Regions from separate parts of the Mus musculus genome. Here region 1 is linked to region 2. Evidence: chromatin loops called from intact Hi-C (ENCODE). Cell type or tissue: heart. All regions are shown on one strand. Links, peaks and the distances in the headings refer to the core of each region. The heading gives the core; the rest is flanking DNA.

Region 1 (16,651 bases), core at 3,812-11,811, 490 kb before region 2:
AGAGATTATATTGAAGAAAGGTCTGGAGAAGACCCTCTAGTGAAGGGGATTCCAGAAGACAAAAACCCCTTCAAGGAACTCAAAGGAGGCTGTGTGATTTCATAGGCGGGAAGGCATTTTCTTAGAATATTTAGAATTTTAATGATAATGCAAACTGTTCTCCTATATAATTAAACTGTGTATGTTGTTTAAATTATTAAATTTTAATAAAAATAAAGATGTAATAATATGTAAACTCATTTTTTCATGAAGTATTTCACATAAGGTTTAACAAGGAATTAGGTGTAATATCGATGAACCCTGCTTTAGAAGCAGTGTATTCTAAACTGCCTTTGCAGTTTTATATTCCTTCATTTTTCTTTCAATATTAATGATACTTTTCTAGAACTTTTTTTTGTTTATCTGTTTTTTTTGTTTTTTGTTTGTTTGTTTTTCAAGACAGGATTTCTCTGTGCAGTCCTAGCTGTCCTGGAAATCACTCTGTAGACCAGGCTGGCCTCGAACTCAGAAATCCACCTGCCTCTGCCTCCCAAGTGCTGGTATTAAAGGCGTGCGCCACAACCGCTCGGCCTCTTCTAGAATTTTTATAGTTAAACATATTTTATTCTCAATTTTCTCACAGGCCTACAAAGATTATTGTTTCAATACGCGGATAATTTATTTTAGCAAAAAACTATGTATATATATACTTTATATGTACTGTATATTGTAGTATATTGTATACTACATATTGCCTATTATATATAATATACATTAATTATTGAAACTTTTTCAGTTGTTTCTTTTTTCCCTCACCCCAATCAATAGGGCTATTGTTAACATAGTTTCGTGTACATTCTTACTCAGTTCTACCTGTCACTAATGATGTGACTTTTTTCCAGAGTGCCAACTGTATTAAGAGTTCTGTCTGTGGTCACAGAACATAGTGAATTTAACCAGTTATGAGCACAGGGTTTGGAGACATAGAAGTTGGCCTTTGCCACTTTCCTGCTTAACCGAATTTGATGCTTTCATGCTTCTTCCTAAGGCATGGTTTCTTCTCTATGAAGATGAAGATAATACTGGTTGTGGATACAACTAAAATGCTCAGCATATATTGTCTGACACATGGTGAGACACAGTAACATTTAGCTATGAACCATCACAAATTAGAAAAAGAACTAGAAAAAAAAAACTTTCAAGATGTTATCAGTTATAACCCTTTCCATTCCATTCCCATAAAAGGTCCTCACTATCACAGTGCATACCATGCTTAGGGCAAGTCACACAAAACAGGCATTGCAGCCACCATGTCTCTGGTTCTGTAAGAAACAACAGGTATAATTACATAAAGCAAAGCATTTTATTATCATTGTCTCCTAATTGCTACCTCCCATGGACAGTGAATTTTGAATACTTTAGTCATCAGAATACCACAAGACAAAGTGATGCCCATCCCTTCGGTGATAGAAAGCAAACTGTGTACTATTTATTGGTTCTGGCTGACAGTCTGAAGGTCCACTCAGTGTTCTCCCACTAGATCATAGGAAATAGTCAACCCAACCCATTTTCTCCCAAACAGGCAAACTATAGACTCAGGATGTCTGGCAGACGTCTGAGGTCAGGGCTCAGGATCATGGGCTGATGTCGACATCCTTTTCTGAGTGTCTTCATTTGAGAAACCATATGTTATAAAGACTCCAGGGTAAATTATGCAATCTCATCAATTTTTCCTAAGGAGAAATTACTTTTCTTCTACTGAGAAGTACAAAAGTCAATTATTCCACCGACCCCAGCATTTCCATCTATTGTCTTTACTCCCTGTTCCTCCATAGCAACATCACCACCCATTTTACTATTACATGTAATTATTTCTTGGACTGAAGTCTGTCTTTAGGGGTTTTCCACCCACAAGTTAGTGTTTATTTAACAAACAGTTCCATATTTCCTTTCTGTTCTAATTGAATGCAAAGTCTTTGTTAGGACATTCAGCAACAGGCAAAGCAGACTCTAAATGCATATCTCTAGTTTCTATCCTACACCTTGATACAGATGTTGAAGTCTGATGGTTCAAAGTTAAAACCTCAGTTCATCTCCTGCATGGAGAATTTTGAACAAGCAAATATAACTCTTTGAAATGTATAAAATGAACTAAGGATGATCTTTATTTGGGTTTTGTAATCTCTTAGCTCAGAAACAGTCACATAGAAACCTTAATGAAATTCACTGCTGTAATCCCCGTAGAGTCCCTGTATAAATAAGAATAGCTGCCAGGGTACCCTGATCTTCCCATTAAAAATTGGTCAAGTTGATCTCCTCACCTGAAAGGTCTCCCAACTCCATTTCGGCCTGTCTTTTTTTTAGATAATTTCTTATGCCCCCTCAAGATTATATTTATATACTTTGAAGTCATTTAATATTACTTTACTTTGAAATATAATTTTAGAGTCTTCATTTAAATGTGATATCATAATTTTCCAAAGCCTAAAGTTTGTAACAGCCAAACCTATCACAAATTGTTACTAGAATTAGACTGACTTCATTAATATTTAATTCGACTAAAAACAGAAAAGCATATACTTGCCAAATGTTTATAGTGGGCAAGGCAGAATTCTTATGTACTACGTTAAGTTTATTATTGAATAAAAATACATATTGTTGGATTTTCAATAAGCAAGAACACAAAGGAGAGAATGGCAGAGGAAGATATCCAGACAGAAGGAAACGAAGCTGTGACTGTCCCCCAGACAGCACAGCTGCCGCTGACAGTGACTCTGTTTTCTTTAGAAACTGTCATTTCAGAGCCAGGGGTTACTTGGTTCAGGGGAGTTGGCTAATGCAGTCAAAAGCAAAACAAAAAACAAAGAACAACAAAATCTCCTAGAATGCCTCACTGTTTGGCTCTTCAACAAAGCCTGGTGGCGTGTTAGTAAGCATGAGTAATTATACAATGCATCATTTGAATCACATACACTTTGCGGTGCAGCTTGTAGGGCAGTTCACGGTGTAGCGAAAGACAGAGAGGAAGACCAAGATGAAGACCAAGAAGAGGAGCCAGAAGAGGAGGGGGAACAGCCCAGTCTTATTTGGATTGAGTGGATTTTAGTCAATTTTCTGAAAATTCTGATCACAAATTTCATCAGTTCCAAAACAGAGTCATATGTGAAAGCTGGTTACGTTTGACTACCAGAATTATCATTTGTGATAGGGTCTTAAAGTCTTATATGAACATCATAGAGGAAGGAACTGGTTGGTATAGCAAGTTACAAATGCCTGTGGAGGTGTTCTGGGACTTGAAGGCATCTCTGTCTAAAACAGGAAGCACATGCAAATGCTTAGCCTTGAATGAACATATAGTTCTACAAGTTGTCCTGCGATTGCTTTTTTTTTTTCAAATCAAACTCCTATAAATATCAAATGAATCCAGAGCAAAACACTTATGTGCTAAAATACCTTTCTTAAACCGTCATTTTAATAACCTATGCTATTATCATTTATTTTTATGATTTCAGAAGGCAGATTTTGGGATGTGACCTAGTTTGTTTTTTTCCTAGAAAAGAGAAGCAGAAACGAATGTGGATTTTTTTTTATTCTTTTATTTTTTTATTATTTTAACACACATGATAACATAAGGTCCAGAATACTGTTCCAAGAATTCAAATTAGCATTTTTTTTACTGCAACATAACTTCTTTTGATGTTTTTATAAAGAACCTCCTTCATATGATTTTTAGCAGTAAACTTGATATATTTGGAAGAGAATTTTTAAAAATTTTAAGTTTTAAAAGTTTAATTTCAAGATCATGATTTTTTTACAGTCTATAAGTGCAAATATTTGCTTTTCTGTGTGTGTGTCTGTGTGTGTGTATATATAGATTGTTTGTTTGTACATGTATGTGGAGACCAGACATCAACACCAGGTATCTACTGCTATTAATCTTCACTGTATTTTGCTATTTAATTAAGATAGATTTTTTGCTAGTTTTGTACATGCATGTAGTACATTCTGATTACTTTCTCCACACACTACTTTGTTTCTTTCTTGTGTTATCAACACTCAACTCCAAAGTCCCTTTTCAAATCCAAGTCTTATTGTTTCTCTTTCTGACCCACTGACTTTAATCAGAGCAACTGTCAGCCCACAAGTATGGAACTGGAACTGTGAACTGAACCTAGAGGGATTTCCAAAGGGGAAACAACTGATGTAGTAACTCTCCTCCCCAAATCGACCAGTAGCCAATAGTTCGCCAGTAGGGCCCCTGAAGCCACTCCTCCATCCATGCTAGACAGCCAACAGACTCACTCTTGTGTAACCTCAGTACAGAAGTCTGCATCTACTGTAAGCTCATGCTTGAGCCCCAACCAAAAGTTGGTGTTTGCAGTCAGTCCCCCATCCTTCAATTCCTTTCATACCACGATGTTCACATTTCCCATGCCTTGGGGAGGAGATCATAGATGGCTTTCTTAGGACTGAGAAGGCATGCTTCACTTATTATCAAATTCATGAGCAGCCATGAGTCTCTGCATTCACAGTCATTCACTAGCAAGCAGATCATCTGATCAAGACTTAGAGTAGCACTTGTCTATAAAAATGTTTTCTGGAAGGCCGTTTGACTGTATATTAGTTTAGCTAAGATACTCCCAAAACTATGACCTCACCACCCACAAGTTTTGTTAAAACAGATTTATACTTCCCAGCACAAATTTCCTCTTGTGGAGTCGGCCTTGAGTATAAGCACAGGACACTTGGTCACTCCCACAGCGCTGGTACCATCACTGCATGAACATATCTCAGTTTTTTGGGATGAATTCTTAAGCAGAGCCCAGAACTCCTCAAAGGGCTAGACACACTAGCTGTGCAGGAAGCTCCAGGAATCCACTGATTTCTGTCCCAACCTGCAACCTATCGCTGTAGATTATTAACAAGTTCCACTGTTCTACGTGTTTATTAAGGATCTGAATTGAAGTTCTCAGGTTTTGAGTGGCAGGCACTTTTACCAGTCACATCATCTCCGTACTCTTTTTCATTTATTAAACAGATTACTATAGATTTTGGCCAGATGCTTAACAAAAGTTTATTCTGTCTACACCTGCAGTTTCCTTATGGTATGACTTAATATCTTAGTCATGCTACCCTGTAAATAACTTTCTCATGGAATAATGCACAGTATAAAGTTGTAACACAGTTGAATCCGCCAGTACAAACTATTATTTTTTTTTTAAATATATACTTTTAAAATTTTTTTTTACTCTGGGTGCTGTATAGGTGATTCAGTTCTTGCTTAGCATGTATGAAACACAGAGTCCTCGGAACAACAGCAGGGACAGGAGCTAAAGAACTAAAACAAACGGAACTCCTACTTTAGAATACTGGCAATGGAGCATCTCCACAAGGATACTTGGGAAATTCCTTACTGTGACTCTTCTTTGGGTCTTAAAGTTGAATGCCTACAGACCCCTCCACTTTTTAAAGTTACTGCATCATTTTACCACCTAAAACCAAATAACAATAAAACATTTCCACATTTTAGTTTACTTTATTCAAACAAGATATGCTGTGAATTTTCTGAGAATGAAAGCAAAAATATAAATTAATACTTAAACTTTAAGTCTCATAGGCTGAGGAACATGCTCATGAACCAATATGGATTTATAAATATATATCCTTGCATGCAACTAGCTGATTAACAAAGAAGAAATTTACTAGCCAAAATAGTCTATCATTTAAGACAGATATAGGTACCTTAATTTTCTTTGCCAACTTATTTAATTTTGGTATAGGACCTGTTTACTTTAGCCCACATTCATCTAAGTTCCTTTCACTGGCTTACATAAGCTATTTTTAGCCAACCTTTTGACATTAAGACATAGGGAATTTAAAACAACAACTGGGTTCTTCAGACAGATGTGAGTTTGTCTTGACAGTTCACTAAGAAGCCAAACTTCACCAGACAGTCCAACTCTCAACCTGACAAATTCTGGTATTTCAAATACAAAAAGTCCAACGTTTAAACATTTCCTTTGTTAAAAAACAAAAACAAAACCAAAAACGATTGAGCATATTTAGGTCTTAGAGACACCACACACCCCAGCAGCTCACTCTCTTCCTTCACTTCATAATTTTAAAATGGGAAAACAAAACATAAGTGAATTTTAGCTATGATGGCTCAGGAAGAGTTGGAAGGACTACCAAACAGCACTCATTAAATAGCCCATTGTTCTTTTCATCTTAATATATTCAGTGAGGACAGTCAGCAGAGCCTGGTGAGAAACTGCACAAACAAAGCTTGTGCTTACTAAACAATGATGGGTATCTAAGGTCAGGTACCCTGAAATATTCAGTTAATGGCTCCACTCTTCATCCACATTTAACTATGAGTTGGGAGGTTGTCTCTGGGAAGAACAGGGAGTCGAGTACTGCAAGGGCAGGTTTCCTACGTAAACGTTATATTTTACTTGTCCTTGAGCAGTATGACCAACGGAGCCAGTAAAGGTTGGCATTGCCTGCTTAAGTATGTCCCGGTAGACTCTCCTGGCTATCCAAGGCTGCTCTCTGTGAACCATGTTCTCATAATGTAGGGATTCTTCTGCTTCTAAGTGATTTTGCTGCTTACATCCAGGAAAGGAAGTCTGCCAGGAATTCAAAACGTTAAAAAGCAAGAAAACTGCCCCTTCGTGTAGAGGAGTATTCCCAAAACTTGCGGGGATGGAAGAAACTCTGGAGGGGATTTTGAGCCTCTGTTAGGCTTCTCTGGGTGTCCTCTATTCTCCCAGAGTTACGTCTTCCTTCCCCAAAAGTGAAAGCTCTATTATTGAGAAGCCAGATGGTCATTTAATGACAGGAAACACCCCGCATCTCAAACCACTTCTGTCCTCCAAACATATTTTTGTGAAAGGCCTTTTGAGCTTTTAGGAAACCACGTGGAATGTGTCAACACAATTCTGCTGTATACTTCTGAGACCTAGCTAGGTTCCATATTGCTCTTCTTTTCCTCCCCAATATCCACTTTCCCCACTACGTGTATGGAAAAGTTATATGCTGTGTATTTTTAAAACTTGGAGAGGTGAAGGATCTAAGGATCCTTAGTTATTTCCTGCTGAGTAGTGTTCCTTTCCTGGCTTTAAACAAAACCCGGATGTTAAGTTGGACACACACACACACACACACACACACACACACACAGAGAGAGAGAGAGAGAGAGAGAGAGAGAGAGAGAGAGAGAGAGAGAGAGAGAGAGAGAGAGAGAGAGAACAAAAGTAAAACTTCTGTCTCCAGCCCAGCAGCTCCCCCGGGCGTGGCAAGAGTCCTGTGGCAGTCCAGCCCAGAGCTGCGACCTGGTCCTGTTCCTGCAGGGTCTGCAGCCTGCCCAGAGCAGCCAGGAGGATGTCCCATATTTAGGCAGACTGCCTGGCTACAGGGCTGCTGCGGCCTGGAGAAGCCGCCCTGAAGTTGGTTGGAGTCTGGGAAAGGCCATCGGGAGCAGGCTTGGGCAGGAAGCCGAGCCCCCGGGGAGCTGGGAGCTGCGGTTCCCGAGCCAGTCACGTCCTGCGCGCGGGGGGCGGTAGCCTGGGCCCGCGGGTATTTGGGGAAGCGTCCCAGTTCTAGGCGCTTCCAGTGGCTCCCTTGCACAAGTGACTTCTGGGCCCAGTTCTGGGGCAAAGATGCCTGCCCTTCACATCGAGGATCTGCCGGAAAAGGAAAAACTGAAGATGGAGGTTGAGCAACTTCGCAAAGAAGTCAAGTTGCAGAGACAACAGGTAAGGTGGCTGGCTATTTCAGAATTCACTCTCAGAAATGCGCCAAGGTCAGGATTACTGGATTAAACGATGAGGGGTAGGGGTGGGTGTCTTTTTCTGGGAGCTTCTCTTTAAGGGGGCTCCACCTTCTAGATGATGTGGGGGAATCGCAAAAGGTGAGAAGAGCCAGGAACTAATAAGGAATCTAAAGCCAAATGTTATCAAGACAGAGTCCCAAACAGGGGAGACAACCAATCCCTTAAAGGGCAGCTGGCTTCCATTCTGGAAAGGACGGTGTATGATAGAATGTTTCTAAAACCACATTGAAAATCTCCCAACAATTTTAGCTTTAATTTTGCAAAGATCCTGACTCCATTGGGACTTGAGAGCACTGCCTGAGTTTCTGTTATTTGCAAATTGTATGCAATTTCCATTTTGTCTTGGAAGTGTGTTAAATGATTAATAGACTTTACTGTATTGACTTATAGACACATAATTACATTTATACTGTATGGGATATGGCTGCAAAGTAAAATAAATAAATAAATAAATAAATAAATAAATAAATAAATAAATGCAGGGTGTGGTGGTGCATGCCTGTAATTTTCAATCACTTAGGAGGTGGAGGCAGGAGGGTTAGGAGTTCCAGGCCACCCTGGCCAGTCAATGAAAAAATACCCAGGAGTGTTCACTGAAACTCCATGGAAAACTTGGAATTTTTACTTCAATTCTTTGTTGATAGTAAGCGCCTTGATTACATTAATCTTCTTTTCCCACTCTGTCAAGCAACCAGTCGTTTAGAAAAAAAAAAAACTTTTGGATAGCTTGTTCAATTTGAAGAAAAGTAATTTTTTCCCCAGAGCAAGAAAAATTTGGACTGATATTATTATGACTTGTACTTTTTTACAGCCCAGTCATTTCCCTCTCCCAGTTGGTCCGCCCTCCCACAGAGTTCCACATCCCATCCTATCCCCCTATCTCTCCCACCTTCCCTCCCCAACGAAACCTCCCCACTCCCTGGGGTCTCAAGTCTCTTGCAGGTTAGGCACATCTTCTCTCACTGAGGCCAGATCAAGCAGTTCTCTGCTGTATATGAGTGGGGCAGGGATGGGGGGCTCATACCAGCTACTGTATGCTGCCTGGCTGGTGGCTCAGTGTCTGAAATCTCAGGGATCCCCACTAGTTGAGACTGCTGGGCTTCATATGGGGTTGCAGTCCTCCTCAGCTTCTTCCAGCCTTTCCCTATGGAGTGATGTTATTTTTAAGAGTTTGGGATTACTAGGGCTCAAACTCTGGGCACTGTGTATGTGGTCACACCTGAGCCACACCTCAGGCTCTTTGACATTAGCCTTCTGTTTCAATTATTTGAAAGAATGAAGAAATAGAAATGAAGCAAATTATATAAACAGGCTCCAAACACATTCATGATAAAGCTTAATACTCCTGAATTGTTTTTGGGAGGTGCTGGAAGTTTTTGAGTTTTACATTTTTATGAAATTTCCACTCTGATTTAGCCCGTTGCTTCATACAAATTCACACTCTTCCTCGATTTTGCAGTGGGATATTCTATTTTTCCTGTAACTTTAAGAAATCATGTGATTAGAGGAATAAGACAGCTGAGAGAACTAAGGGATAACATTATTTCTTGGAGGGGGCTGTTTTGACTGATGACAAACCCCAGAGTTTGGCCAGTCTCAGCCAGAGGGATTGCACATTAAACAGCATGGTGTATGGTGTGTGCTGAAATAATACTTAGCCTTTGCAAAGCTGGAAAGTCAGAGTATTTAGCATCATTGTGTAGAATTTACAGGGTATAGGAAAGGACAAGTTGCAAAGTCGACATCAGGCAGCATCCTGGGTGTGCCGATGTACAAGTCAAACATCCTTATTTACAGTTTCCAGGTCAGCCACCACAGCCCTGGGGTACACCCTACAGCACAGGTTTCCTAGAACATTCTTGGTGTTTGCTAGGACAAGAGAAAGATTTAGAGTGATTCTTCCAGGACACAAAGTGGATGGTGGATCTCCTTTCCATTCCCAAACTTTTTATTGTAGCTATGACATATAGACGATTATAATGATGCTGGGTAAGCACTGTGGTGCTTGGTTTTCACTCAATCCCTCACTTGAAAGAAGAAAAACCCCCTCAGTCCCAGAAGCGATAACCAGTTCCTCACTTAAAGCCACAGAGCATAAGGCAGGTACTTCAGTAGTCTTTTTCCCTGCACCCTTCCGGTCAGCCTGTCCATCCTTCGTTAACACCTGAACTCTGTGTTAACTCAGGCCAAGCAGACAAAGACGCAGGTTATATCTGCCTGCAGATAATTAATTATTCGTCAGGTGTATCCTCTCAATCACAGAAGGAGCAATTACCCACTTTTGGAGATTAGGGATCTTTTCAGAACCCCAATGAAAGAGCCTCTGCAGGAAGAGTGGGGACCCGGATCGGATCATACCGTACCGGGATCCGATCCGTCTGGGACCACAGACTCCGGATTTAAACACTCCCTTATTAGCACTGAGAACTCCCTTAGAACATACACACTAGAAATGCTAGCAGTAGTTAGATTTTTGGAAAGATAGTATTTATTATCATATTTTAATTCCTGTAACTGTTTGACCTAGTTTTCCATTTTGGATCAGTGGGTCCCACACGCGGCCGTGCAAACAGTACTTTAGGGTATGGGGAGGAAATAATGAAACGATAAGATTCCTATTTCTGTTTATTTTTGAATGCCACTTTTTAATTAGTAGTTTATTTTTCATAATTATGCAAAATGCGTTAACACTGTGCTATCTACACGTGCTTATTACTGGTGCATTTTGGAGATGCATATGTAAGCACATTTAGAGAGAGTCACTCAAAGGCTACTTTTCATCAGTCTCTAACTTTTACTTTAAACTTACCACTTGCAAAACAGACTGTTCTGAAGACACTCAGTCTCACTCTTCATTTCCAATTTAGTCTCTCTTTAAAAAAAAAATAAACCTGCAACTTGTCTCTTAAGGATAGAATTCTTAGAGAGACAATTCAATCCTGTCCCATGAGAAGAAAAGTTTAAGCAGATTCCCTAAATTCCAGAGTCTCAGTTTACCCTGCTAAGCCTCTAGGGAAGCTTTTAATATAATATTTGTTTACTCATCAGAGGGGTTTTGAGGCAAGACTCAGAGTGAGTTGGATAGGAAATTCTAACATCCCTGTCAGCCTTTCCCTGCTGCTTCTATGACTCTAGCTGTGACTCCATGGAATTCTGGAGTACGGCATGCCCCCTTGCATGAGACATGGGGTGTGGCACACCCTTAACACCTGGGAACTGCCTTATAGCTGCCTGGTATCCAGAGATTTTGAACGTGGTAGCTCTGTTATATTCGCGTCTTAGAGAGTAAGGAAATCATGGGACAAGTATGAATAGAAGATCATGGGTGAACTATTAATACAATGACTTTCAATTATTTGTTTCTTGAACAATATTTTTCTCAAAGATTATATGACATATAAATAGAATAATAATCTTAGAGTAGGAAAATATTTTTTTAGAAATATGATGGTTTATTAAACTATATGAACCTTACAAAAACCAGTGGCAAAGTTCAATTTCCTTGTCATAATTTATTTCTTTTGATCCCCTCTCCCTATACTATAGGTATCTAAATGTTCTGAGGAAATAAAGAACTACATTGAAGAACGTTCTGGAGAGGATCCTCTGGTAAAGGGAATCCCAGAAGACAAGAATCCCTTCAAAGAAAAGGGCAGCTGTGTCATTTCATAAGTAACTCTGGGGGAGGGAAATTCTGTTCTTTTGTTTAATTTTCCCCCAAATGAAGCCAAAGTGTGTGTTGAAGAACTGAGAAAAAATAAAATCGAGAAAAAGACTGTCATATAAGCACTCTCCAAGCAGTTGGGGTGTGAATCATACCTGCTTCTCACCTTGGCTCCCCACACACTCTCTCTCAGAGGAGAGCATCTGATTGCAGTTATGGAATGAAGGCATGGCTCCCCCACTTTCAGTATACTCCTTGCTGTCTCCAATAAAGTTTTATCTTGGAAAAATCAATGTTGGTGACTTAAGACGGCACTATTTGTTCGTTAACTCTTGAGTTGTTTTCTACAACCTGTTCAGTGTTTGGGGGTTTATATCAGAAGACTAGGGATATAATGACATGTTTTCCAATCCAGCTCTCCCTGATTCATGTGTTTACAATGCCAAATTCTGACTTGTGGAATGTGTTTGATGTAACTTCAACTATTAGGGAACCCAGCGGGTAGAATTCCTAATGACATTAACAGAAATCAGGCGGTGAGTCAGGAACTTTGCCAAACCAAGTTGACATTAACACTTCCCTGGTTTGTGATGAGTTAGCTTAAAATATCCCAGCATTGGTGTCCTTGGGAATGGGACAAGTCTGTGAATGGGAAAGAGAACCCTCATCCCAGCAGTGCTTAGGTGGCCAACCCTGGCTGCCAGGGCTGCTCTTTTGCTGACCCAGATCTGCATTCCTTGTTCTCTTCAGGTCTGGGGATGGTTCCTCTCTAGCTCTGTGGCCTCTGGGAAGATGTTTGAATATTTTGCAGTCACTCTGCCAGCCCACTGTAGGCACAGTTAAACATGCCTCCTCCTCCTCCTCCTCCTCCTCCTCCTTCTCCTATCTCCTCCTCCTCCCTCTCCTTTTTTCCTTCTCCTTCTCCTTCTCCCTCTCCCTCTCCTCCTTCTTCTTCCTCCTCCTCTTCTTTCTCCTCCTTCACCTTTTTTTAATCTTCTCCAAAAGCAATAGTGAATTTTGACTAATTGTAAAAGATCAGTTGGATGTTTTTCTATCATTGTGGAAAAAAATGTGGAAAAAGCTCATGTCCTCCATTCCTCCTCCATTGTTGCTGTGCTTTACAAGACCCCCCTTCCAATCAATGGCTCCACTTTCTGTAAGCTTCTGTAGTTTTAGGCAGGAAGTAGAATAGCCTAGATACAATTCCCGCTGAAGTCCTCTATGAAGGCACCTGTGACTAAGACAGCAATGAAAGAGACCTTTCTTCCTTCAGAAAAAAAACTTTTTCATTCCCCTCAGTTTCTTGTTTAGGGAGTGCTAGAGGTTTGGAACAAAAGAGAAATAAAATCTTTACAAGTAGGTTCTGGTTCAACCAGATCTAGCTCCTAACTTGCTCTATGGTATTAAATGTGGGACCTAAAGCCTATGTTTCTCCTCCAGTGTATCTTTTCTCTGCATTAGGTTTCCTGGTCCTCTTCCAAGCCAAGTCAGAGGGCCCATGCCTCCAACAGCTTCCTGAAGTCTGTCAGCATCCTCACTTGGGAAGTCTGTTTTTCCCCTGGTGACAAGGAAACAGGATACTCAGGCTTTTGAAAAAGTAATTATGTAAGACTTAACACAGGGACTGTTTCCTGCTATTTTCCAAGTGATGACATCAGTTGGGGTTACTGAGAGCCCAGGGATAATTTTAGCTCAAAGTACCATCTACTGTGGGGTGGGTTTAAGAGTAGTCAGGACATATTTCTTCCAGGCACCATGGAACAACTGATAATTAGGGTGTGGTTTTGCTTTTGGACACTTAACATTTAATATGACATGTGATTTTGGTATTTTGGTGCTTATTAAGTTTTATTGTAATAACCTGGTTCATTTCTTCATAGTTATCTATCACATTTTCATTTTTGCATAAGGAAGAAAACATATTCTTGTTACTCATACTACATAACCTATAATCTTTTACAAAGGTCAAAACAAAGCATTTATTGCTTAGCTACTCTCAGAGCAATGCATACCATCTATACATCCAGCCACCCGTTCATGAGAATTCCACATCCTGCATTTTGTTTCTCATGTCTCCTTCAATCATATAAACAAATCAGCCATCCAACTTCTGTTTTCCCAGTAAATACCCAAGCTTATAGGTGTTTTTATTCAATATGTTTTTGTTCTGTTTCATCTTGGTAACTTAGTCAACAGAGAGTAGCATAGTATCATGTGTTTCAAGTGATAAATGATAATCTGCAGTGAGAAGATATGAAAAAATGCTTATTTGAATATGTTATAGAAGAACATTTAGCAAGTGAGAATTTATTAAGTAGAATTTAAATCATGCGTTCAGTTGCTTTCAACTATATGATTGTGTAATCAATCAGCATTAGACCACAAATGGTTGCTATGTTTTATGCGTTGAGTGAATCTCAAAACCTATGGACTCAAGACAATTTATTAATTTCTCCTCTTATAGATCATACTTTTGGTGTCGTCTAAAAATTATATGCATGTTCTTAGCCTTATATACTTTTTCCTTCATGGCTTCTAAAAGGTTTATATTATAAGTCTCTAAGTCATTTTGGGTCAGTTTTCAAGTAAGCTGTATTGTTTTGACAGAGGTCTCACTTACTTACAGATTGCTGTGAGAATAACTCCTTGCCGAAGCACCCTTTATTGAAAAGGTTATCAATCCTTCTTTAAATAGCTTTTGCATTTTTATCAAAGCTCACTGGCAACTTCTCTGTGTTCATTTCTCATTCATGTGTTTAGTCAGGGCTCTGCTCTCCTCATTGCACAGCAGCAGCAGCAGGGAGAGAGAAACCTCACATGGTTTCTTTTTGTTTTTAAATCTTGAACATAGAGCTTGGACAGAAACATGCATAACTGGCTACAGAGGGAATACTTACAAAATGACCACACATAATTTCCACAAGAATATGCAAATGGTGTATCCCCAAATCCCAGGATTTGGGAGGTAGAAACAAGATGTTTAGGAGTTTAAGGCCAACCTTTGCTACATAAAGAGTATGTAGACAATCATATAGACATGCTTTGTTAGTCATGAAACGGGTTCTGTATACTCTTTGTGGTATTTATGTAGTCATAACTAGTTTTTTTCCTCTTTCTAATCTCTATTTAAATGTTGTTTGACTGCAGTAATTAGACATTTCAATATCATATTAAGGTGCTGTGATAAGATTAGTTCTACAAATTAGTCAACATGTTCACCTAAAATTGAGAACTCTAACTTTAAAATCACGGTTTAAAAGGTACTGTAAACATGTGAAAAGAAAAGGTTAAATGTTTAATTAAGATCTGTAACTATTGATAACCCCTGAGTAGAGAAAATTTTCATAAATTATACATGCCCATTTAGGCATAGGCCAAATTAAATAAAAAGAGACAGGTGAAAATGATAAAATTCTATTTAGCTACATTAAATTTTATTTATTTAGTATCCTAGGAAACTGATAAAAAAAAAAACATAAGAGCTGATGCTAGCATCTCTCATTCCTTCTCACATGACACTGAGAAGCTCCAAGAAGGATGCTCGACAGCACCAGTTCACCTGGGCAGACCTGAATAGCACCACCAGGGCTCTGAAACCCAAACTGCCACGGACCAAAGTTCAGGCAACTAGATAAAAACCCACTTGGGGAAATAGAACAGGGACAACAGAATCATTTCAAAAAACCTAGAATGTCCTTAAAGTCTTTGTCATAAGAATCTCAGGAAATCCATAATTTGATTATAATAAGATAATCAACCACAATCAATAACAATGGCATCAGATGTTAGAACCACTCAATAAGAACTGTAAAGAATGTCATGTGATGGCTCTTTGATCCCAGCACTCAGGAGACAGAGGCAAGAGGATATCTGTGCATTCAAGAACAGCTTGATTCATATATACAGTTTCTGGAAGTTCAGGGTTACACAGAGAAACCCTCTATCAAAAAAAAAGTAAACAAAAACAAACAAAAAATTGTAAACACCACGTAATAAAGTTTTAACATCAATTATATAATATCTTGATGTCAGAAAATAAAAAGACAATAAGAGCAAAAAGAGACCCAATTTCAGCTAAGTAGTAAAGCTATATGAAAGTCCTTAGGAGACTTTGTAACATGTCAATCTCCCTGGGTAACCTCAACAGTTGTGTAGGCATGATAGGATAGAAAGAGTGGGCTTAAAGACAGATCTTTCTCATGCTGAACTTCAGAAGCTAGATAAAAAACAAATTCATAAGACAATAACAAAGGACTAATTGGTATTCCCAAGTGGTAGAAACAGAGCAAAAAGTGTAGACTTGACAAATCAGTAAGAGAAAAGCATAGTAAATGAAAGTTTCCAAAAATTTGCCAATGATAGAAATCACAGGTTCAAGAGTTGGTTAAAAGACAAATATAGAATAATGCTATATAAATATACACTAGGCCATGTCATAATCAAGTAGCTTTAAAATAAGAAACAAGAAAACAATATTTTAAAAATTATGTTTATTTATGTACATAAGTATTTCACCTGCATGCACTTATGTGTGCTATGTGAATGCTTTGTTGACCAAGGAACCAGAGACAAAGCATTGAGTCCCCAAGCATAAGATGTTGTTCTAAGCCTTTGTGTGGGTACTGGAACCTGAACCTGGATCTTCTGAGAGAGCAGAGAGAGTGCTTTTAACCACTGAGTCATCTCTCCAATCCTCATGAAAAATGTCTTTAAAACCATAGGTAAATGGTACATTTTATATTGACGAAGAACATATTGAATTAAATAAATTCATCCTTTAGAAACAATGGAGGCCAGAATGAATACATGATCTTATCATTGCCAGAAAAAAGAAAACTGATCCTATACCCATGAAACTATCTCCCAGAAATGAAGAGTAAATAAAAACATTCCCAGATGAGGGGAAATTATGAGATATTGTACCTGAATGAACTCTTAAAAAAAAGGGCATTCACAAAACTAAAACAACATGCAAACAATAACAAGAAATGCTCACACAGTCAGAAAAAAACTAAAAGTAACAGGTTAAAACTGAAGCTAATACCAACTTATGAAATGCACAAACTTCAAAGAATAGTCTAAAAGCATGTCAAATTCACTTACATCACTGGAGGTCTAATCTGCTGTCAATGGACTAACCTAGTAATTATTTCATTATTTCACATCAAAATTTC
Region 2 (16,651 bases), core at 4,663-12,662:
AATTCGCATGGAGATGGGAAGGGATGGAAGCCTCTGTGGAAAATGTGCTAACTCTATGAAGCTTTCCTTTGAGACGTTTGGTGTCCTTTGTAGTCTGCTCCTGGCTTACTTTTGCATCTCTTCAAATGTGTAGCCTCTTAACCTAAAACCCACAAACAGGTCACAAAGGTAGCAATGATCAGGACTTACCCATCTGTCTCATCCATGCCTGCTCTCAGGGTTCTTAGTCAAAGAACCCCAGGAAAACCCTTACAAGGCTGATTCTCCTAGGAATTTATGAGGTACATCAAAATCTAAATGCATAATGTTGGGGATTTGATTTGTGCTTACATGGGAATTTTCAAGTCTGCTGCAGGTCCCACCCAACAGTTGGGTTTTTTTGATTCTTCAATAAAGAGCCAGCAGTCATGGTTGGGCATGGGGATAGAGGCAAGACTTTCAAGACTCCTGTAGAAGAAACACAGGAATAGGAAGAGGGATTCGGCCATTATGAGGTGGAAGGCGATGGACCACGATGGGAGGTCAGAGGGAAAGCCCACCGATATGTAAGAATTGAGGAAAGCTGCTCCAGGGGCCACTATCCCAATTGGGTCTGGGGTAGCAGAAACAAAATGTAGATTTAGCAAATATTAACTCAACCATATCGGAGGGTAGTGTGTTAGCCACGTAGAGGTTCTGGAGTGGCAAAATCACTGAGCTAATCAAGGCATATTAAATATAAAGTTTTGTGTGTGTGTGTGTGTGTGTGTGTGTGTGTGTGTGTGTGTGTGTTTCATTCATGAATCCAGTGCTCTTGGGCAGGTGCACAGCCAGGAGCATAGAGCAGACTTTAATAATTTACCACTACACAAAACTGAGCAAAATAGATGAAATATACTTGGTGATCTTTTAAAAACTGTGGAAAAGAGGGTCTCAGTGCCATCTCTCCTTATTCTTGAAATGACATCAGTGTAGACGTTGCATCAAAATATAAGGGAGTTTGTGTCTGGACCAAGCCCATGTATAAAGATAAACAGTCACTGACTCTACCTTGCACAGTGGAGCAACATAGTACAATAAAAGCCAAAGACAAATGAGTATGATACAGCCACCGCTGCTTTGTCCTAGGAAGAACACGGCAAGCCCTGAAAAGTGGAGGGCCACTCCAGTTTAGACTACACTGTTACCAGAAGACAATTATTTGAGTTTCCTCCCCAAATAATATGACTTAGAAATAACAACAAGAAAACCTTCACCTGGAACTTGTGGCACACTGCTGTAGCCAGAAGGCTACTCTGTGGACTGAAGCAGGAGCATCACAAGTTCAAAGCAGGCTCAGGTCACGAAGTAAGTTCAAGACCAGCCTGGACAACTTAGTGAGACACTGATTTATAAACATTCAGTATCTATGCTATGCTGAAGGCTGAGCTACGGGATAGTAGCCTTGCTGACATTATCTGGAGAGCAAACAGAAGAAACTTCGCCAGAATAACTCAGAAAGTCGCTCTGACCTTTGCTTAGAAGTCAACAGACATGAATATCTCAGGCAAAGGTACTGAGTACCTACTAACTTACAGTTTTGCTTTGGAAAGGCCAACCCTGTCTTCCCTCTACTTATGATTCCTTTAAAGGAAAAAAAAAAGAACTAATAACACTCTTTTCAAGGAAGTCCAATTTGAAGAGAACTATGTGTTTTAATGACGACTTCTGACCCTTGGGAAATACAAGAACAAACATCCAGAAATTGTGACAATAGATTTTCTGTCTTTTAATCCTGGTGGGAAAGCTTATTTTGAAGAATTTCAATTCTTAATGAAGATACACAGCAGGTGACAGCTCCGTTCTTCCTGGCAATTCAATTTTGCTGCCTTATTAAAATCCAGGATTCGGGTCCACGAGAGCAGGCAAAGGAAACAAGGAAGGTTTCTGGCTTCCAAGCTGCACCCTGCCAGCCCTGCTTTTACCCACTTTAAGAAGATTGCTTGGCTTGGCGGCTTAAGGTGTTTTTTCTGGAAACTGCTCCTCTTTTTTTGGGGGCTGTACTCACAAACCACTGGAAGTCCTCTGGCTGAGCAGAAGTAAGAGTCCAGTTACTTTTTTTTTAATGACTTTACCTGGTCTCTGTAAGTGCTCTGCACTTCTGTTGCATGGAAAACAAACCCCAGTTGACAGCTTCTTCTTATGGCCACGTCAGGACTTGAGGGTGGGAATCTCATTATTACCCGTCCCCTTTTGGCAAATTTTACCTCAAGAGAGAATGAACACTGGCCAAATCCAGCTGGTGACTCCCATGGAAAACTTTACCTCAGAGACATTTGCAATCAGTTAAGACCGGAGTCCCACAATGCTTAGCAAACGACGCTGCAGACAATTTGGAGGAGAAATGGAATTCTGTGTGCAGAGCCTTGGACCTCAGACTTTCAGAGCCCCTGTCCCCTTGAAAAAATGCAGACTTTCCGCATTGTTTGGTACCTGTTGAAGGGATGCAGCTGTGGATTTATGGAACATTTATCGGCTGTGCTTGTGTGGGTATCTGCATAAAACATCAGCCTCTTGGCAGGTCACCAAGACCTGTACACATCTGTTTCTGCTTTCCTTTTGGTCTCCCCAGTCCTCTCTAGACAGGAAGAAAGGGAAGTGGAGGGGGGTCTGTAAGTGCCACAGAGGTCCAAGATGTTTAGGCTCTAACAACCCAAATTGCTGCTTCCTTTCACTCTCATCCTTCACTCAATTAAAACTAATCACAACAGTAGACATTTCTTTGTTTACATTCTTGAAAGTGAAGGGGCAGCTTAGGGAGTGGTCTAAACACTTAGAAAACTGGCTTTTTCTCTGCTGAGCAGCTGACCATTGAGAGGCGATGGGACTATAAGTTAGACACTTAATTCCCTTCTGGGTCTGCTACTGGGTTGGTTATCTAGATATGTAGATTTTTCTTGAGCCTTTTTTACTAATGAAAGGAATCTAACATCATTAGGCCATAGTGGAGATGAACCGCAAATACACGCCACATGTTTGGAAAGGGGGTTGTTATTAATAAAGGGCTGCTCGTATTAAATTCTGTGGCAGCAAAACATACCATTCTGATCATTCTCTGCAATTAAAAAATCTTGCTGGTTATCATCCCGATGAAATCTAATTACTGTTGTAGCACTGTTTCCATTCTGCCCAACAGAATGTCCCTGATAATCAGCAAGAACACAGAGCTTGCTGCGGCAGAGAAGCTTGACTGGCTTCATGTGAGAGAAGCACCTAAGCCTCTAAGAACACGTTTACATTCAGAGGAAAACTAAACAAATTCCCATAAAAGCTACAGCACATGGAACAAAGCATAGAAAATGCTTTCCAGGTAAACATGAAAAATAAGTCGGAGTACCCAGAACCAGGGGACACTGTGGCGTACTAAAGAAAATTGGATCATAGGCCCAAATAAAATGGATGTTGAGACTGATGAAAGTGCCCATCTCTCTCCTCAATTCTCTCAATTATAGCCTGCTTGGTTCTAAATAGGAGGGGAAAATGAAGGCTGCAGCTAAGTACACCCAGTATTGGTCTTGGTTAACCATTAGTGGTAATGAATAGCTTTTCTCAGAACATCATTCTGGCTTAGCTTTGACAGTGCTCCAAACAAACAAAGCAAGGGAACATACTACCTGCCTCTAGCTCACTCGTAACTGTGAAGTTTAAATAAAGAAAGAACGTGAATACATTTTAAAAGGAAAGGATCCACTGGTGTTCATTTGTGGAATCAAGTGAAGTTTGGTAAAAAAATAAATAAATAAATAAAAATAAAAATAAAAATAAAATAAAATAAAATAAAAATACAGCGCTATTTTGATGGGCTTTAAACCAGCCACATTAAAAGTTTTGCTTCATTCACGTGGGTAACAGTGATCGCTTTCTCAAAGGAGGGACTTAATGTCCTGATCTCCAAAGATACAATCATTTTCTGTATTTCCTACCAATGTCTCAGGTGCCCCAAAGACAGCCATAGCCATCAATCTGTACTCTCAACCACTGTGGTTCGGTCCTTCCCACTCTTAGGTAAGAATGACGTTCATAAAGAGAGACAGCTTCTGACAAACATTGGAATCTTCTCCTTAATCAGTTTTCATGCTTCCTACTTGGTATCACTTTCTTCCCTCTGGTCATTTCAACGAAATTAGACCTTACCATGCCATAGTAAATGAAGGGCAGGGGGTGGGGGAAGACTATGAATTAATGAAATTTGGGTAATGCAATTCTTTTAATGAAATTCAGGTTTATTGCTTTAAAGAACCAACGCTAATTAAAACTCGACCGAGAGCTGCTTCGTTGAGATTCAGATTGAATAAATAACGAAGGAAGATCTGCAATTAGAGTATCGTAGCTTGGCCCCAGCACAAACGCTGCCAACATCTGCGGATATTGTAAGTGCAGATTTTATTCCTCTGTTCCATTCATTTCTTCAACATAAACTTGTTGAAAAGATATTATCTCCCAGGCAGGATGCTCGATGTCGGGGGCACTATTGTTAACCAGACAGAATTACATCGTCACTTACTTGTTCCCTGTCTACTCTGGAAAACTTTTCTTCTCATTAATTTTTCCCCTTATGATCCCACTTATATGACTTGGTGTGTTCACATAATCACAAATTCACAATTAAGTCTGAATTAATGAGTATTTACTGCTTTTCAAGGGCAGAAACTGATCAGCACCTCTTCTCTTTTTTCTGCAGATGTACACAAAAGATAAGAAGTTGTCTAAACCTACATTCCTTCCCACTGACAACCTGAGTAAAATGGATGCTTTTGACCAGGACTAATCATGTGTTCGAGCTTCATTTTTGTTATGCCAGTTGTGACATGAATCTAACCAACAAAATTTAGGAGTGATACTATACGTAATAAATATATATGTTGATGATATGTGTCTATATATCATATATGTATATAATCATATATATGTGACAGAAAGAAACTTAAAAGAATTTGAAATCACTAGTTGTCTGGGGTGGCAAGATGACTGGCACCTTAGACAGGAAAGAATAAGGCTTATAGTTCTCAGAAGCACATATGACTTGTTTACAAATATATGAACCTTAAACAGCTCCAGGTCCTAGAAGGAGGGCTTAGTCTGATAGACCCAGAAGTCAGTCCATCACGTCTAAAAGATATGGTTCACTTGTTAGCACTGGGGTTCAAACTGAAGTCTTTTCAGGTTGGTGGCTATGCTGAAGCTCCTGGCACAGTGGGCCCTTTTGCTAAAATAATATCTGCCAAAGGAACCTACCTTCTTCATTTCTAGAATTACAGTAAACCCCATAATTGAAACCTAGGAGAAATTTTTTTAAAAAGTGTCCTGAATATTAACTCTCCCACTCTCAACTATTCTTTTGAGGAGTGATTAAGGAGAATTTGAGCATATGCTGAAACTTAAAGTTTAATCTTATTTAAAGTGAGGGTTTTCAAAGACCTAATAAGTTTTAAATTTGGGTGGGCTGGAAGGCAATATTAATGTCTTTGTAACACAAGTAAGGTTGTGTGAACAGATTGGCATGGCGGGTATTCAATGTGAAGATACAGAACAGGGAGTTCCTGAGTCGACTCGACCGCCCAGCCTCCACCCTGGCTCCTAGAACTCTGCTCAGGAAGATGAACACCTGGAACTTAAACTCCCAACCTCTACAAGGGTGAGACCACGTGTGTGTGTGTGTTGTTTAAGCCACTAGGTTTATGATCCTTGGTTAGAGCAGCCCTAGCAAGCTAATACAACGAGTGAGTTACTTTCAGATGGGGTAGGTGGTGGCAGCAATGAGCAATGGGGTTATTAACCCAGAGTTCCATAAGCATCACTTAGAATCAGAATCCACTGGATGACATTAAAACACAGCTCACTGAGCCTACCCCTGAAATCCTCTTACCACCTTGATTATAAATAACCATGCAGAGTTCTGCCTTGTTAGGGGGTTTTATTTCTAGAAATTGGGGCCCTCAGAACCAATTCCAAGAAAATGACCATGAACCAGAGTCCTCAAATGTGGCTACCATCTTTAGTTCAACCGCTAAGTGACCTCTTCCCTAGACTTCCAGTTGAGAACAACTGAGTTTGAATTTGCAAAGCTTTTCCCCTTGACTTTCCAAAGTCACTGATAAATTCACAAATGATCTTTCTGCTCCTCACTCTACGTATGTAGGCTGAGAAAACATTACTCCTAATAAATGGGGATATTCCCCTTCTCTTGTCTCCGTTCTTCCCAGGGTTTTAGTAATTTGCCGACAGATTAATAACCTAGCTGCAGAAGTTACCACTTAACTCACAGAATTGGAGCAACAGGACGCTGATCATTATATTCACACAAGCACTTTAAAGCAAAGCTCCACACAGAGTCAGTTAAACACAGCCGATCAACACTAATGGACTTCTCCCCATGATAAATGATGGGTTCTTTCTGAATATCCATCTGGTGGGAGGGATCAAGTCTGTCTCTTTTTTTCTGTGTTCTTAATTCTTCTTTTACAAAGTAGCCTTGCAAATAGTTCCTTGTAAAATCGGGGGAAGAGGGGAGAGTAAGAGAAGTTTCTCTTTTCTGATCTCCTTCAAATTCATGGCAAGAAAAATCCCAAGAACTGTAGTTTCTATTAAATTGAGAAGACAGATGTGTCATAGGGAAAGAATTCTCTTCAACAATAGCAGCAATGCCACATAGCTAAGCAGCTGGAACCCTGCCTGACCATAGCTCCACAGCCCTCCCCTTCCAAAAAGAGGCCAACGTGGCTCAAGAGGCTCCTCCCCAGGGGAAGCTGTTGCTCAGCCTCCATCCTAGGACCAATTCTTTCATGCATAGCAAAACTTTCATGAAATCATGCCCTCCTCTCCCTCCTACTTCCCACTCCTCATTTTCATGGATCCCCCAATTTTTCTCTGTGAATCTCCTCCCACACACACACCCTTTTTCTCCTGGGCTTCAGCATCCATCGTAACTAGTTAGCTCCACTCACATTATCCACTATTTTACTCAAAATGCGAGGATTACTCTTTGCTTTATCTTCAAGAGAAGTGGAGAGAGCCAGACAAAGGAAGAAGAGGGAGAACAGGAGAGGAGATGAGGGGGGAGATTAGAATGGGGTAAGGGAGAGAACAGGAGCTGAGAAGAGCGGGAGAGGGGGAGAGAAGGATTCAGACATTCTAAACTCTCTTCCTGAGTGCTATTTAAAGCAGTTTCCAACCTGGAGAGAATGTAATGCACAGTTCCTCCATGTGTTTAGTTAAGGACCTCATGAGTCTTGTGGATTTCTCCACAACCTAAGTGGTTATTATGCTGACCCGAGGGTGTGCCATTTGGTGGGACACTTCATCTTATTGTCCCTGTTTATGTGTAGCAAGCAAGTTCAGTTCTGTAAGACACTGATTAGAGGGGCAGGAAAATTGTTCTCTACTGTGCCTTGTGTACAGCAAGAAGCTGTCCAGTGTTGTTCACATAATTGAATGTGTGGAACTTCCCAGCTTGCAGGTGGGGTCTTCAGTTCTACCTCAGTCTCTTTGGGAGACTACCACAACTCACCTTGAGTAATTAGAAAACAGCACAGAAGTGGCTGCGCTTCCTGAAGACTACAAAGGAGCTGTTGCCTGCTTCTCTTAACTCCATCTTGGGCTCAGCTGACCCAAAAGCGGCTGTCTTTGTTTACACCAGATTTCAACTTTGCAGGCAATCTTACTAAGCAGAGGGAGGCAGTGGGGGATGGTATTGGGGGTGAGTTACTTAGTCCAAGTCCCAGAGCTGAGGGTGAGGGAGATGCTGTACTTTCTTACCAGCTGTTATGCATCAAGAAGAGACAGGCTTGTGTAACCCTTTCTTCTCCTGCACGTTTCAAGCAAAAGCCAGGCACTCACTGAGTTTTGTAAAGATTTTCCCGTGAAGACATACACACAGCGTAATTCCATGCAATAATTTCTGTGTAAAGCCCTTAGTGCAGTGTACCATTGTTTGTGTCTGGGTCTTGAATTGTCACAATTAAGTGTGAGCACACACACAATGTGCTCTTTAGCCAAAGTCATAACACTGCTACCTGCTTCCCTTTGAAAGAAAACAGCCATCTTCTCAGGAAATGTAAGGGGGCAAGGGGTGGGGGTTGGGGGGAAGGACAAGATTGTAAAAAGCCAAAAGCCTAGGGCTTGGAGCTGCTTTGGCCAAGCCTAGAATCTATTTAAATGCCCTTCCCTGAAGGGTTAAGTGTGGAACACCTCCCAGGAAATGACAAATGGCCAGAGTTCTGCCCACTCCCTTCCCCCCATCTTCCAGACATCAAATACTTAGGAACTGTTTGGCTTGAAATGGTTCCTGAGACTCATACTCACAGAACACATTCTTTTTACTCTCCTCCCCCAGCCCAGTACAGGCTGGAGGTGGCTGGCGGGGGTAGGGGGGGATGGGTGAAGGGGGCAAGCTTGACATTCTAAAGATAGAATCTCACAAAACTGTCCACGTTGCTTGCTGAAGGGAGGTTGGGAGAGAAGAGAGAGGTTGGAGGAAGAGACAGAGAGTGAGAAAAAAAGAGAGAGGGAGAGAGGGACAGGGGGAAGAGAGAGAGGGAGAGAGAGGAGAGGGTGAGGAAAGAGAAAGGAAGAAGAAAGTAAAGAAGACAATTTATGACTCAATGCAGTATCTCTCAATAAGGAATATTTGTCTTCAGTTTTGCTTCTTTGCATCGTGAATTCTTGCTGTAGCTTTCATTTTATGATTTTTCTACCCCAACAATTTAATTTCTTTTTATCACTACCCCCATGGAGTTCTTCTATGAAGTCTGTGGTCCTTAGGTGCCCCTCAACCAGTAGGTCAATCCAGAAGCCCTTTTTATCCTGTACATGCTTGGGGCCCACCCTAAAGATTCTCATTCTGGGGGCTGGAGAGATGGCTCATCAGTTAAGAGAACTTGTTGCTCTTACAGAAGACCCAGGTTCAATTCCCAGAGTTTATATAAAGGTACACAGCCACCCACAACTCTACTTTCAGGAATTCTGGCATGCCTTTCTGAGCTTCATGGTTACCACCCACACATGTTGCACATACATACACATACACATACATATACATATAAGCAAAGCACTCATACACATGAAATAAAATAAATCAACTTAAAAATATTTGCATTCTGTCCAAAGTCTACTTTGGAATCTTGGGATGAAAAATTCAGCTCTCTAATGAGGTTAATGCAGAGCTGGATTTTGCATTGTGTATACACACACACACACACACACACACACACACACACGTGCACATACCTCCTCTTAATGACACTGTCAGAGAAGAATATTTAACATTGAGAGTGCTGCTTACAGGCTTTAGATATGTAGCTCAATGGTAGAACATTTGCTTCAAGATTCTCTGGCTTCAATCCCTGACCCTATAAAATAATAGGTAGATAGATAGATTAGATAGATAGATAGATAGATAGATAGATAGATAGATAGATAGATAGATAGATAGATAAGTAGTTGTGGTAGTTGTGTTTGTAAGTCCATTGTAGAGATGTATGGATTTACTTTTATTGCTACATTTGTAAACAAACAAAAAAGATCCTACTGCTCTTACTTGGGAGCACACAGTTCATTCACACTGGATATAATCTAACTTACTCTAAATGGCACCTCTCTCAAGAGTCATTAAGTCATCAACATCTTCGACTTGTAATTTTAAGGTATTTATTAGTTCTCCTTCATCATCTAACATTGACTCTCTTTCTTATCTTGATACCTCATTCTCCTTTGGATCATGAGAAACCTACTAAGCCATGTGTCTTTCCCTTTTTCTTTTCTCAAAATCCTTATCTACCTTGTGTCTCAAAAATCCCCATCAAATCTATCCTTAACTAATTTGAAATCCATCTTCACAAATTCTGACCTAGACTGTTCAGTCAGTCACACAGCTTCAGTGAGATTTCCCCTCCAGCCAACTCCAGACCTGAATCTCTCTTTCCTGACCTCCCTCTCATGGTCCATTCCTCACCCCTTACTGCTTACAAGGTTCCTTTACTTCAGTTCCCCACCACATGATCAGAGTGGCGTGTTCTAGGGGGACTTAGTCTTCCCTCACATTCCTGCTCTTCATCTGATGAGTCTTGGTTCTATAGATGGTAGCTCCAGCCTCTCTGCTTTTGAAGACAAAGTAGTCGTGTCAAATCTGTTTTGTATTGCTGGCCTTCGCCACCCAAACTGGCATCCAAAGCTGAGAATTATTTCATACAAATGCCTCAACTCAGTCTTTATCTTTCTATTCTTACTACAAGACTTTATTTTTTTAAAAAATGGTATTGTCTCAAAAATGAGGGAAACAAATTTGAAGACCACAGAATCTACTGAAGGGACATGGTTCAGTGAGAAACTTGACTAATCCTTGAGGGTTAGGATGGAGTTAGTGGAAAGATGAAAAACAGTATAGATCCAGATGTAGATCAGGTGAATGCAATGAAAATTGGTTTGAACCAGGCAGTAGTGGTACAGGCCTTTAATCCCAGGCAGAGACAAGTAGATCTTTAAGTTCAAGGCCAGCCTGTTCTACAGAACAAGTTCTTGGACAGCCAGGACCACACAGAAAAACTTGAGGTCTAAAAAGAAAGAATGAAAATTTCTTCAAATACAGTCAAGTGTGTTTATTAATCTTCTAAGGTCACTCCTTAATGAAAGATGCCTCCAGGTAATCATACCATTATAACTTTGTGTTATAATGTCATGTGTATCAGTTGGCACTACATGTGTCCTTATCATAGAACACAGTGGAAATGACAATATAAAGCTGTCCAGGGTAAGAAGTAAGTCTTGTAGTACTTTCTTTTCTTTCTTAAAGTCTTCTCTCTAGAAGCCAGTAGTAGGGGATCTCGTTTTTGTCTAGGGAGCCAGATACAGGTGTTTCTGTCAATAGTTCAGCTGAGTCTAGCTGTCTAGTTAGTTTTGCTAATTGTCAGCCTGGAGAACCAGCCATCTTGGATGCTTCATAGCAGATCAGTTACCAGATAATTCCTACCTGACCACAGCCAGTCCAAGGAAAGACAGAATACTGATGTACTTCCTTGAATTCCATAAACCAAAACACATAAGAATGTTGCTCTTGTAAGCCACTTAAACTGTAGGATAATCCCCCCGGCAGCAATAGATAATGCAACGCATTTTGTTAAGTAGTAGAAAATAAGGTTAAATACATTACTGGTTCTAATTGTTATAGATACCCTCCACACTGTCAAGCAGAGATGCTCTTCTTGCTGATGTAAAACATATAGAGTCGATGAAAGTTTTGTGGGCGACTATAACATAATTAGTTTGGCAGAAATGCATGACATGGATGGATGAATGATGAGACCTTGGTAATTTGATTTAGAAGACACAGGGCATCAATTTGGCTATTCGTTGTTATTGACAAAATTGTCAAGCATTTCCCAAAGGAACATTGTCATGGCTAAATGGATAATGTATAGGACATGCTTTCTAAACACTATGTAAAGTAAACTCTTGTCAAGCTTGAAAGCTATTCTATTAGCAGCGAGAGTAGCTACCAAGTTGAGGTGTCAGATTTGAGATGGTGCAATGCAGTCCTATCCTGCATGGGGAATTTTCCTGTACTGAATTTTGGAAACTACTCTGTGCCTTCCTTACTAATCCCTCCATAACTTTCTTGCCCATTTTTTTTTTTGTATTTAATGTGGATGCTAGAGATTTGAATCAGGATACACCACACTTTATCAACTAAGCCGTATCCATAGCCTTCTCCCCATTCCTTATTTCTGAAAACAAGCTAGATATTTTAGATATTTGAGAATTCTTCAATTCTTCTAGAAAGCATCTGAAACATTAAAGGAAGCTTCAGTGGTATCTTAACTTTTACAATTCGTTTTTAAACAAATTTTTGAATTCTGTCATTCTACTTATTACTGTCATCATTTGCCTTTATTCTCTGCCAAGACCTTGGGGATCAAGGCTATAAAAATAAAAGATTCAAGTTCCAAGACCAGGTGAGCCTGCCTATTTCAGACCTCTGCTCTTCAGTGGCCATGTGATGTTGATGGAGCCACTTATGTCTCTGGAATGACTCCATTATGACTCACATAAAGTGGAGCAATCAGGACCACAAAAATAGAGAAAATGGTTCTTGAACTTGCTTCTTCCTCTGCTCCTGCCATGGACTTTCATTGTTGCTGGCTTTATCCAGATAATTTCTCAGTTTGAAGAACACTGTGTATTACCAGAGACATAATTATACATTGTCCCCTTTGATTCGCTACATTTTCACTAGTCATTCTCACAAGAAGGGGTGCTTCCTGTGATAAGAAAAGGAGAGATGTGTTCAATTGAAACTTCAAAATGCTTTTTGTTGTACGAACTAATTCAAAGTATAGTTAACTACTTGAACATGTAAAAGCCAGTTTCCTCTAGTACATTCATGGTGCTGGACAACTACCTGGAGCCAGAGTATTTTTAGCACCCCAAAAGTGCTCTCCTGTCTATCAAGCAATCATTCCCTATTGTCCTCTATCCTTGGCTTCTGCCTACCATTAGTGGATTCTACCCCTATGGATCTATCTATTCTGAATATTTCATGCAAGTATGTCATTAAATATCTCATCTTTTGTGTCTAAGTTTCATCACTTGGCATATTTTTAGAAGTTTGGTCTGTTGTTCAGTATGCGTGTACTCCATTCTCTCCAGTGACTCAATAGAGCTCTATTGAGCATTCGGTTTATCCAGGCATCTGTCAACAGACAGGAGCCATTTCTGCTTGTGTCTACTGTGGCTAGGCTATGAACATGGCAACACTGTAAGAATTAGGACTATTTATGTTGATATCCTCAAAGCGTAGGTTATTGATTAATCAAATATCTATTGACTGTGAGGATCTAAATTAACACTTTGACAAAGGCACAAAGGCAAACTCATAAATACAAACTTTCAAACCCTAATTTCCTTCCTGTCTTTTTCGTCCTCTGTAATAACACCCACACCCAAGTAAAAAACTTCATCGTATATTCCATATTGAACTGACCATGAGGGTCTCTCAATTCTAACACCTTGTGTGTGCCCCATGTGACCTGCTTGCTCTGCCCCCACTGCCAAGCTCTAGGCTAGATCCTCACAGTCTCTGCTGTCCTAGAGAGCATTAACTGTCAACTTATTGTAGATGATCTGGAAATGCAATCTCAACTGAGAAACTGTATTTATCAGGTTGGTATATGGGCATGTCAGCGAGGGACTGTTAACTGATGTAGTGGAAGTCAGTTTACTGTAGGCAACACCATCTCTAAGGTGGTTATATGCCATATAAGAAAGTGAGGTTGAGTGACCAGAAGTGACTCATCCAGCAAACTTTCTCCATGGTACCTGCTTCTTGTTTTGACCATCCTCCTTGATAAACTGACCTGGAAATGTAAGCCAAATACACCCTTTTCTCCCAAAGTTGCTTGTGGTTGGAGTTTTTGAGGTTGATGTTGTTGTTGTTTGTTTGTTTGTTTGTTTGTTTTGATCTGTTTTGGTTACAATATAAGAAAAGGAACTAGACCTTCTCCCTATAGGATTATAGTTCCTTGCTATGTAAATGCACAGTTCCTTACTAATGCTTCACAATGAACAAATCACCTTAAGCCAAGAGCCATTGTTCTAGTGGGAGATCAGTCTATAGTACTAAGTAGAGAGCAGTGGGCTCTTCCTGCTGCTGCCTTGTTGCTTACTAAAGCATAAGTCAGGTAGTAATAGTGTCAGGCACAAAATCTCTAGTGATCTTCCAGGGACTATTCATTAAAGAAGGATTCCTGAACACGATATAAGACGAGACCCCATTCCTTATTTCTCTCTACCCAATTTTTCAAATACGCTTTAATTAGGCTTCAACCACTAACTTTAAATATCTATTGTCTGTGATCTCTCAGCAAATGTCACCTGAGTGTCAGTGATGACACCAAACATGCTAGAGCTGATGGCAAGGAAGGTCCCAGCCTTACTCAGTGGTGTCAATGCTGGCACAGATGCAGAAAACTCTTTGTGTAGGGTCCATTCCCTATGTACTGAAGGATGTTGAACAACATTCTGGCTTTTTCCCTAGATTCCAGTTGCACACACTCCTACGCCTAGTCCTGACCATCAAAAATGTCTCCAGATATTGCCAAAAGCTTCCCATGGATGGAACAAAGTTACCTTAAGCTGAAAGCCACTGTTCTAGTGGGAAATCACTACAACAATGGCTGTTTAAGTGTGCCTTATGATAAATGTCATCTTCAATGCACATTGTGCCATAGCCCTGGGAAGTTTTTCCTTCTATCTTTTAAAGTCATTCAAGGATCAATTCTGCTATTTGTTCCTCCTAGAAGCTTCCTCGACCTCACCAAGCAGAACCAGTTCCTCTGACTCTTTTCCTTTTAGTAACTGAAGATGCACAGGAAGTCAGGGACACTTTTTAGCATGCTATTTTGAACATTCTGTTGCAAGGAAGAATTATAAGGTGTGCATTTAATCCCTTCCTAACTTTATTTGTCTCCTAAAATCTTAAGTATTCCAAGCTGCAAAAATAAATTTCCTTATCCTCACAATTGGAGAAAATCTACTGTGCAAACAACATTCTCCTGAGATTGGAAATTCTATCTTATCTCTCCACGCTCACACCTGCTACACAATAAGACCTCCACAGTTGTTGGTTGGCCATACAGTTCAAACAAGATGGCGGGGGGGGGGGGGTGAGCACAGGAAGCTGGAGGGGGTGGGTGGGCACTGAAACTCACCCCCTTATCTCAGATGGAGATTCTGAGAGAAAAGTGAAGACTGGGATCAGGCACAACAGAAACAAACAGCTGCAGCTAGCAGCTGAAGTTAGAAGCAGGCAACACATAAAGATAATATGCCAGGACTGTCATCTGAGAGGGCCCTGCAAGGGGCCTGTAGGTGTTAGCACATGTGCTGGAACCAAGAACCCTGGGGAAATGCTGTCAGTGACCCAGGCAGGCAAGTCCACCTTAGCCACTAAAGCTTAGAGTATCCCACCTTTCAGGGTTGAAAGAAAGGATGAGGTTGGGAGACTTGCCACAAGCATGTCCTGAGGCCCAGCATCACAGTCTATCGTGAAGGGACTATAGGAACATGACTGACAGAATGGACAAATGAATGAATAACTATTGGTTTTATCAGTCATAAGGGACTAGGCACATCATGTATATGTCCTCTGTGTCTTTGTGTGTATGTGCATATGTATGTGTTTATATGATGTATATTTATGTGTATGTGTGTGTGTGTGTGTGTGTGTGTGTGTGTGTGTGTACACAAACATATATTAAACAGACAAATTGGAAGGTGAGTTGTAGATACTGGATGCCTCATTTGACTCAGACAGAAAAAAAAAAGGTCAATGCAAACAACATTGAAAATGCTGGCCCTTCGAGCTGTCTAAGGTCATCTTATTGTCTGGGCAAGAGTATCTCTAGATGCACATAAATGTCCACATCAGGGACTCACAAACACAAGTAACAACTTTGGTGTCTATTTTAGCTTTGCATCTTCCACAATTTTTGGATCTTTTGGGTGCTTTGGAAGGAAACCCCACCACTACCTTTTGAAAGGTTCTGAAGTGCTGGTTTTATTCGTATCTTGACACAGGTCTTAGACACAACAGAAATAATGCAAGTATGTGTCTGCAATGAGTCACCTGGGCTCCTGAGGGCATCTTGTAAACAATGGGTTTGGCATTAACCACGAGTCTTCCTTCCCTTAACTGACCTACTTCATAAGGAGGGATGGAACCCAGGTCAGCAGTGTGCTGTAAGGTGATGAACTGTGCCAGGGATAGGTCGAAAGCGAAGGGAAGCATCTGAGGCTGTCACGAGACTCCACAGCACCAGCTTCAGTTGTCCTCCAACCACCTGACCTGCTTGAAGAGAGAAAATATGCCCTCAAGCACTCATTTTCCCATGTAAACCTTGCTAACCAAACAGGCATGGAATCAAGAAAAGATTACTAAAACTGTTCTCTTTTCACATTATAAAAACTGCCAGTAAGGAACAACTAATAGACTTCCCAGATATCCAGCTTATTGTCTACACAACCAAAGAGAATCAAGAACAGAATCAAGTAGTAAAGGCTTGGAACAAAAGGAAAACATTATCCAAGAGTAGGAAGTGTAGCTAAGAGGGATGATCATGGTGGCTGTAATTGCATTTTTATATTTTATTTCATAGTATATTCTGTGTTTCAGCATAACTAAATGAGGATTTCAGATGCTTTATATGTGAATGTATACATACTAATGTGTGTGCAGAGAGAGCAGAATGTTGTCGTTCTTCAGGTACCAAACAACTTTTTACTTTAGAGACAGGATCTTTCAATGACCTAAGTTGACTAGGCTGATTGGCCAGTGAGCCTTGGGGTAGGCCTGCATCCTTACCCAAGCACAGGGATTACAAACATGTGCTGACATTCTCCAGATTTTGTGTGTGAGTTCAGGAGATGAAATTCCATCATTTTTACAAGGCAAACACTGTATGGACTGAGATATCTCCGCATTCCCCTTAGCTGTTTATGATAACTAGCCTGGATTGATCACTTCATAGTAAACATGTATTAAAGCATATTTTAAGCATCATATGCCATTACTACATATAATGCAGGGCATGCTGGGAAATCTAGGCATACTACTCACACACCTGTCACACCTACTATTTGCTAC

Evidence for each region. Peaks named below come from ENCODE experiments on the same cell type or tissue, not always from the same donor. Only the 100,000 strongest peaks of a DNase experiment are listed, where the experiment ranks them.
Region 1: a loop joins it to region 2, with 2.3 times the contacts of the local background. A loop is called at or near these places in 2 of 42 quality-filtered maps.

What each region holds. Positions count from the first base shown.
Region 1 is chr6:3,996,676-4,013,326 of GRCm38, forward strand. Gng11 (guanine nucleotide binding protein (G protein), gamma 11) reads left to right here and starts at 7,312. Exons shown (of 2, transcript NM_025331.2): 1 at 7,312-7,736; 2 at 11,360-11,770. The coding sequence starts at 7,641. The coding sequence ends at 11,485. It overlaps Gngt1 (guanine nucleotide binding protein (G protein), gamma transducing activity polypeptide 1), which reads left to right. Exons shown (of 3, transcript NM_010314.3): 3 at 1-761. The coding sequence ends at 105. In heart, for the core only: no CTCF peak of the experiment used is centred there; a DNase peak (open chromatin) is centred at 7,446; H3K4me3 peaks cover 2,267 bases; H3K27ac peaks cover 2,345 bases.
Region 2 is chr6:4,481,826-4,498,476 of GRCm38, forward strand. No RefSeq gene overlaps it. Among named protein-coding and RNA genes, the nearest start is that of Col1a2, 15 kb to the right of the region's middle. RefSeq lists an enhancer at 1,638-3,497. In heart, for the core only: no CTCF peak of the experiment used is centred there; DNase peaks (open chromatin) are centred at 6,726, 7,706 and 8,206; H3K4me3 peaks cover 1,161 bases; H3K27ac peaks cover 3,396 bases.